3 separate regions of the Homo sapiens genome follow, and all the other regions are linked to region 2. A link is an interaction called in ENCODE POLR2A ChIA-PET data of the cell type or tissue named here. Cell type or tissue: OCI-LY7. All regions are shown on one strand. Region 1 overlaps DAB2IP (DAB2 interacting protein). Region 2 overlaps STRBP (spermatid perinuclear RNA binding protein). Region 3 overlaps STRBP (spermatid perinuclear RNA binding protein).

Region 1 (2,500 bases), 1.4 Mb before region 2:
TTCTCCCTGGAAGGCTCCTCCCAGCAACCTTGGGAGGTGTGTGGGTGTGTGTGGGGTTATAGTGTTCCCATTCTGCAGATAAGGAGCCTGGGGCCCAGAGGGGACCAGCTGGGCCACTCCACAAAGCTGTTGGTAAGGTCAGGACTTGAACCTCCATCCTCATCTCCACGCTTTGTGGTTCTCACTCCACCTCGCTGCCTCCCAGCCATGTCCAACCCCCACTGGCCGCCAAGGAAAGAAAGAAACTTTTCACAGGCCTAATGACTCAAAAATAAGCAACAGTAAGCCTGAAGAACTGTTCCTATCTCCCTCCTCTCCCTTTCCACCCTTCCCGAGGCCAGAAGGGACATGGGAAACCTATTCATTTAAACTCAATTATTTTCTCGAAGACAGAACAGAACTGAATTGGGTCAACGGCTATATTTGCTGTGCTCAGCTGTTTTCCTGCAACAGCATCACCCGCCGGGTCTGTTGCTGGGCCCTGCACTGCCAGGCTCACCAATTATAGCTCCATATTGGTAGCCATTCCTTGGGAAGCTTGGCTCAGGAAGAGAGGAGTCAGTGAATAGAACCTATCACCCTCTCCTTTTTCGCCCAGCAGGCTGCAGGGGCAGGGTCCCTGGGCCAGTGTGGGTCCAGGCTCCGTAACTGTGTGGTCAGCACCTCCAGGGACCTAGGCTTCAGGTATTAGACATTTAATGTCCAACACCTATCTGTAGGGGAGGTGCATCTGCAGCAGAGTTTCTGCAGATGAGGAAACTAAGGCTTAGAGAAATGAAGTGCTTGTGGGAGAAGCAGACCTTAGAGTCAGGCACAGCTGGCACTTTCTAGCTGTGTGACTGGGAGCAAAGAACCTGACTGCCTTGCTCCTCTGATCCCACCTGTAAAGGAGGCATAATTTGACATACCTCACAGGGCTGGGCTGTCCTGTTGTAGATGGGTTGCAGTGTACATGCCAGCAGCCTGCCCAGGGTTAACCCTCCTGGCAATGAGAAGTGTGCACCATGTGCCAGGCACAGAAGTTGGTGGGGGCACAGAAGTTGTTGGGGACACAGATCTCTGAAGAAGGATATGCTTGGACATCGTTCTCTCCAGATACCTTTCCTGATTCCCTGCTCCCAAACTGGAAATGCTCCTGCAGTCTCTCTAGGTCCCCTGTTGGTCCAGGCCCTGCCCTGGACACTTTTCACCACATCTTCTGGGCCTACAGCCTGTTATATATATTTTTTTGTTTGGTCCTAATATTTGTGTACCTTCCCCTCTCTACTAAACTGCCAGTTTCCTGAGGACAGACCGGGTGTCTTGTTCACCTGTTTGGCTCCTGGTGTCACTTCCTTCCCAGCTGGGTGGCCTTGGACTGGTTGTTTAACCCGGTGCACCTGTTTTCACATCTGTAAAATGGGAACAGTGATCTCTCTCCCTCTGGCACATGTCACGGCAAGGAGGTTAATATCACACATGGCAGCACTGTGCCAGATGGCTGACGGAATGGAGTCTAGAGAAACATTGGGAGGAAACCAAAGCAGAGGCTGCCCCTCTGCCCTCCTTGAAGTAGGGAGTATCTAAGGAGGCGAGGCATAGTGGTTATAAATGCTGTCTTGTTATAGAATTGCTGTCTGGTTACATGGGGAAGTGGGAACAGAGTGGTGGCCAGTGGGCCTTTCCTTGTCTCCTCCAGCTTCTTGCTGCAGAGTGCTGGGCTTGCCCCAAGAATGGACTGCTCTGGCCTCACGGTCATCTCAGATTGCCCAGTGGGGCTGGGGCTGGGGCTGGGGCTGGGGCTGGTTGGGACCTACCCACAACCACTGACCTCCAGGTGCCCGGGTTACAGTACCTGGCATTAGATCTCTTCTTTTGGGGTCTGGGTGTAGAGCAGGATCTCCCTGCACTACCCCACGATATTATTGCTGATCTCAGGGTTGGGGAGTGTTTAGGGAGGCTTGAGTTCCCTGACCTTTCAGGAAGCATGCATGTGAACTTAGGCCTCGGACCTCGTGTAGACATGGTGTGGTGATGGCTGGGCCCTACTCTGGTGGGGTGGACGCAGGACTTGGGGACTAAGCAGCAAGTGACCTAGCCACAGACACAGAAATGGCTCTGGTGGGAGCCCAGAGTGGCACTGGACTCTCTGGGGGGCCAGGGCTGAGGGGACTGCCCAGGTTGATCCCGGCGTCTTGTACAATAGAACCAGCAGTCACAGGCTCATAAACTGTAACCGTCCTCTTTCCGTTGCCTCTTGGTAGCATTCAGCCCCTGGCACACTATGCTGGGTGTTGCCTAGTACTTGGCACTGTGACAACCAAGAAAGAAAAATGCTGACCATGTCTCACTGCTTGTTCGAGTAAATTTACTCTATATTTTTTAGAGATGTCGCATGGGTGGGAATTTACTCCCACTAAATGTTTTGATGGAAACATTACATTTTTGGAGTGAACATGTGTCAACATCACTGTGGAGAAAAGGTTCCAGGATTCTCTGCCAGCCAAAGTCATCACCATAA
Region 2 (2,500 bases):
CACTGGCTCACACCTAGCAGTTTGGGAGGCCGAGGCGGGCAAATTGCCTGAGCTCAGGAGTTCGAGGCCAGCCTGGGCAACATAGCAAAACCTCATCTCTACTAAAATACAAAAAATTAGCCGGTCATGGTGGCATGCACCTGTAGTCCCAGCTACTCAGGGGGCTGAGGCACGAGAATTGCTTGAACCCAGGAGGCAGAGGTTGCAGTGAGCTGAGATCATGCCACTGCACTCCAGCCTGGGCAACAAAGCAAGACTGTCTCCAGCAACAACAACAACAACAACAACAACAACAACAACAACAAAAAAACAAGCCAAACGAAAGACTGCTGCACACCAAGATCTGTGCTTCTATGCCTTCATTAGCAGGAAACGTAGTAATGGGGATATGGTTATTCTACAGGGCGTTCAAGTAAAGGGTTAGAATACAGAAAGACAACGGAAAACATAGGAGGAAACTTACCTATGAAACAGTAAACAATACCAAAGAGATTCACTCTGTATTATGGCAATTTAAAATGTAAATCGTGATTTGAAAGGAGTAGGTAGTTAGATCCATTGCACAATCCTGAGGAAATAAGTTTCATGCCCCAGTCCTCTGGTTCTGTCTGCTCTCAACCACTCTTTTTTTTTTCTTCCTTTTTTAGATTTTACCCAAATATGTGGCAAGTTAAGACAGAAAAAAGAAAGATGTGAGGTGTGTATGTATTGTGAACAGTTTGTTTGGGTGGGGGTAGGTGAAGGAAAGTTGAGATACTACAGGAAAATGTCTCCAAGAAAAAAGTTACAATGGATTTTTTTTTAACTTTGAGAAAAAAAAAAGTATAAATTAGGAGAAAAAAGGGTAACTTTCAGCCCCACAAATTCCTGGGACCTGAATGAATCTTGTGCTTTTATCCCATGCAGCTGAAAAGAACTGCATCAAGGGGATGAGCAGCTGTCTAGTGTGAGAAAACAGAATCGTACAGCCCAGGTCTGAAGTGCGTAATTATAGACCAGATCCTCCAAGTTGCCCAGGAATACACAAACCAGTAACAAAAATCAAAAATTGTCTTTGACAAAGCCCAAGTTAGAAAAAACGAGCAAATTATAAAAGATATCAAGTGAGTCAACAGGGCTGGGATGTTAAGGACAACAGCAAAGCAAATCTTTCTGCCATTCAAAAAAAAAAAAGGAAGTAAGATGTGTAAAACATTAGATCAAAGCTGATTCCTTCACCTTACCTGATCCCATATAACAGCTGATGAGATTCAGCTCATAGAGGTCTTTGGATCCTTCAGTAACTCAAACACCTTGAAGAGAGACTATGACTCTCTTACTTTATTACAAAATCTATTCTATAATAGTTTCTAGCAAGAGTACAATATACTAAGAATGTTTTCAGCTTCTCTAAACAGAAGTTAAAGTTATAAAGGCAACAGGCTAAGTTTAAAGGTATCACTGAAAGCTATGACAAAATCTCATATAAGTACACAAAACCAAGGAATAAAGATGACTGATGTTCCCTTAATACTTTCAAAAAAAAAAAATGAAAGGGATGCTGACAGATACAAGCAAACATGTAATTAACTTAGCCTTTGGCAACTTCAGTCTTTTTCTCATCTCCTTATACTCAAATAATTTTTAATAATACCTATAATTACAACACTACTTAGAAATGGTTGGTTTTATACTAGAGGGTCAAGTAGAACACATCTTACCAGAATTAACATTTATCTTGACACTTCAGAAATCATTTTATAGTTCTACAGTTAATGGTGAACTGTAAAGCTGTTAAAAAAATTAAGCCATTTAAGATTGGTTCTTCAGAGGTGCTATAGATACTACATACAGCAAAAAAATTTTAATGCATAGGCATAAGCTCAATTATAGATTGGATGCCCTTTGATTTTAAAATATGACTCATAAATGTGTCTGGTTTATATCTGTTGAGTTATGATATAGATGATTTTAGTTATCCCAAAAAGCATTTTTTTAAAAAGAGTCTATCACTTTTACTTTAAGTGATTCTATGAGTCATGTCTCTCAAAAATTAAAACTCCAACTTTACTGGTACCTTTTTCTCTACCCTTATCACCAAGTTGAAATAAACTAAGAAACTGACCAATATTTACTGCGGCACTGGTATTTCAGGTAAGGGAGTAAGCAATGGGACTTGTTGAAAGTCTGGTGATGAAAAATAGCAACAGGGAGTCCCCACTGGCCCAGATAGGCTGCAATGCCTCTAAATTGTCATGACAGAGTAGCCAGCTGGTCAAAGGTTTGACACAGGAGAAATACCACCTGGCAAGTTTCTAGGGAATGAGAGGCAGAAACAAGCTAACTTGACAGGATAAAAACATCAGAAAAAGAAGCCCACCACAATTCCATCATGAACTTCTCAAAACTACCAATAACTGAATACATTTCTCTACTTTTATGAGGATGACGCTGCCAGACAGCAATTCTTCTTAACTTCAGAAGAAAGTTAGTTTAAAGCATGATTCTCACATAAATCATA
Region 3 (2,500 bases), 85 kb after region 2:
TCATGTACAAGATAAGAGGGTTAGTATAGCTGATCTCCAAAGTCCCCTCCATAGCTAATATTCTTAGATTGCAATTCATCACAACCTCAACCTTACAGTTACAGTGTAAAAGTCCTTTGTATGTCTTTCTAAACAGAACAAGAGAAACAATGCAAATAATGGGGAAGTAATGAGTAAAATTATTAGGCTAAGATATAGCTTTTCATGCTTTAACATTAACAATCATCATGAAATACACTATAAGCATTTAGTAGGCATTGTATACTTTTCATTCCAGACAACAAAAGCTCCCTCCCTTCTTTGGCATAAGCTTGGGCATTCGGCCAGCTGACATCTCTAAGGGTGGTAAGCACCTGTTAACATGCTACACAGGAATACCTAACTGAAAGGGATTGCTATAAGGGAGCAAATCCCTCATCATTAGCTTGCATAGCACCATCTATTTTTTTTTTTTTAGCTCAATTATACAATACCCAATGAAGGTATTTGCCAGGCATTTCTGAGAAAAAGGAAAAGTTGCAGGAAATGGTGAAAACTGACACATGGCACTTCAACACACAAACAAAACACAAATCCAAGAAGAAACGTGCTGATTGCAGGACAGTATACAGATGAGGTTTTCCTGTATTTGCACCGTGATGTTGGCTAGGCTATCAAAATTTAGACTTCTTCCTATAACACGGACCATTTGAACACAATTCACTATGTGCCAGATACTGTGCTGAGCCCTTTAGAGACATCACCTCTAACGCTACAGAGCTGTAACATAAGATATTCATTTTAAAAGAGGAAAGGTCTTACAGCTAGTAAGTGACAAAGACTTGAAAACAAATCTGACCAACTCCAGAGCCTGTACTCTTCACAGTACATTTCTGCTGGTTTCAGAGAGAATGAAATGTCACCACTAGGTCAAAACAGAAAAGCAATGTGTAATATTTGAGCCAAGCTACAAGGGCATTTTAAAACTTTTAAATAAAAGTTTTTAAAAGCTTAAAATCCATTTATGGAAGTACCTAGTATTTAGATATTAGCGAAAGTCACAAGGTCACTGTCAAAAATCTATACTTCTTTGGATAACTATCAATACACACACTCAAGACATTTGTAGATGGCTGCTATTGCTATACCTTATATTCTTGTTATGCTCACATAACCTTAAAAAAATCTCTTTGTCCAAAGTAGCCAGAGAGCTGTATTTTACATGATACCATCCTTTTTACCCAAAGCCAGCATATTTTAACATATTACCCCAGGGCCTATTACTGAAGGGAAGTAACATGATTCGGGCCAAAACACAGTAGAAAAGTGACAAGGTTTATGAGGTGACTTACTAGGGGCTTTCAAAGGAATGACTGACAACTGGCCTACCAAAAGTTCTTTCAAACTTTAAAAAAGCTAAAATAAAGTTTTTTAATAGGGGCAAAAATGTAATTACAAAAGTCTTCAATACACACAATTTGAGTTATGCTTCACTGGAATTGAATCACCACTTTTTAAAAGGATCTTAAAATGGGAAATCAATCAAGTTCCAATACTGCTCAGACTAAACCACTCAAGCAAATCAATTTATGAATTTAAAATAAAATCATATAAAGACTCATTAAAAGAGAAGAAAAAAAGAAACAGATAATTTCTAAGAACAAATGTCAGAAGCTACATTGCCATTTCTTCTAATTGTTCATGATAATGTCCATAAAGAGTTCCAAAGATTATTTCCTATTTTGTTTTTCCTCCTGTGCATACAAATCATAGTGGGACAGGATAAAGTGGCAACTAACAAACACCAACAGGACTAACAAACTCAAATCCCCTTCCCTTACACACTGTACTGCTAAGAGAGTACTGAATCCCTCAAACGAGATGATTCCTTCCATGTGTTTCTTTTTGCCTGCTCATTCCCAAATTTAGTGACAAGAACACCCAACTTTTCAAGCCAAATAGATATGGATTTGAATCCCAGATTGACCACTTATCAGCTAAGTGATTCTAGAGTTACTGAACAAGGCTTCATTTTCTCATCAGAAATACAGTAACCACTTTGAAAGGCTAGTGTGAAGATTAACAATAATATGCACAACGCATGCCTGCTATCAGCATTATTATTCATTATGTGCCTGACACATTCTTTTTTGATGTTGCTGCTGTTTGTAATATCACTATTAAATAGCATAAGAAGGATACTCTGTTTCTCACTGGCAAATCGGAAGCAGGCAACAAAGCACTAGGAGTGACCTGTAATACAAACTTGCCCTAGTCGACCTTACTTGTCACAGCAAAGATTTTTATTCTAATTGCTTAAAAACTTTTCAAACTGCATAATGGGTAAGGGGTTTTATTTTGAAGTGATGAAAATGTTTTGGAACTACATAAAGTGGTGGTTGCTCAACATTGTGAATGTTTCATTTAAACTGAATCGTTCAGTTTAAAATGGTTAGCCTTTTAAAAAAACGTTTTCAGAAGGAACGAGGGGGAAAAAATCTTAATTATTCCAATTGAACAT

What was found. Peaks named below come from ENCODE experiments on the same cell type or tissue, not always from the same donor. Only the 100,000 strongest peaks of a DNase experiment are listed, where the experiment ranks them.
Region 1: POLR2A ChIA-PET joins it to region 2 with 5 read pairs; 1 of 35 experiments calls an interaction of 5 or more read pairs at or near these places.
Region 3: POLR2A ChIA-PET joins it to region 2 with 6 read pairs; 2 of 35 experiments call an interaction of 5 or more read pairs at or near these places.

The regions. Positions count from the first base shown.
Region 1 is chr9:121,729,914-121,732,413 of GRCh38, forward strand. The region is part of intron 3 of DAB2IP (DAB2 interacting protein); the gene reads left to right. It overlaps LOC105376257 (a long non-coding RNA gene), which reads right to left. Exons shown (of 3, transcript XR_930314.4): 3 at 2,331-2,500. Among named protein-coding and RNA genes, the nearest start is that of DAB2IP, 80 kb to the left of the region's middle. In OCI-LY7, no CTCF peak of the experiment used is centred here; a DNase peak (open chromatin) is centred at 1,368; H3K27ac peaks cover 1,188 bases.
Region 2 is chr9:123,166,489-123,168,988 of GRCh38, forward strand. The region is part of intron 6 of STRBP (spermatid perinuclear RNA binding protein); the gene reads right to left. Among named protein-coding and RNA genes, the nearest start is that of MIR600HG, 52 kb to the left of the region's middle. In OCI-LY7, no CTCF peak of the experiment used is centred here; DNase peaks (open chromatin) are centred at 1,173 and 2,223; H3K4me3 peaks cover 2,272 bases; H3K27ac peaks cover 2,500 bases.
Region 3 is chr9:123,251,587-123,254,086 of GRCh38, forward strand. All of the region lies in intron 1 of STRBP (spermatid perinuclear RNA binding protein), which reads right to left. Among named protein-coding and RNA genes, the nearest start is that of STRBP, 16 kb to the right of the region's middle. In OCI-LY7, no CTCF peak of the experiment used is centred here; no DNase peak of the experiment used is centred here.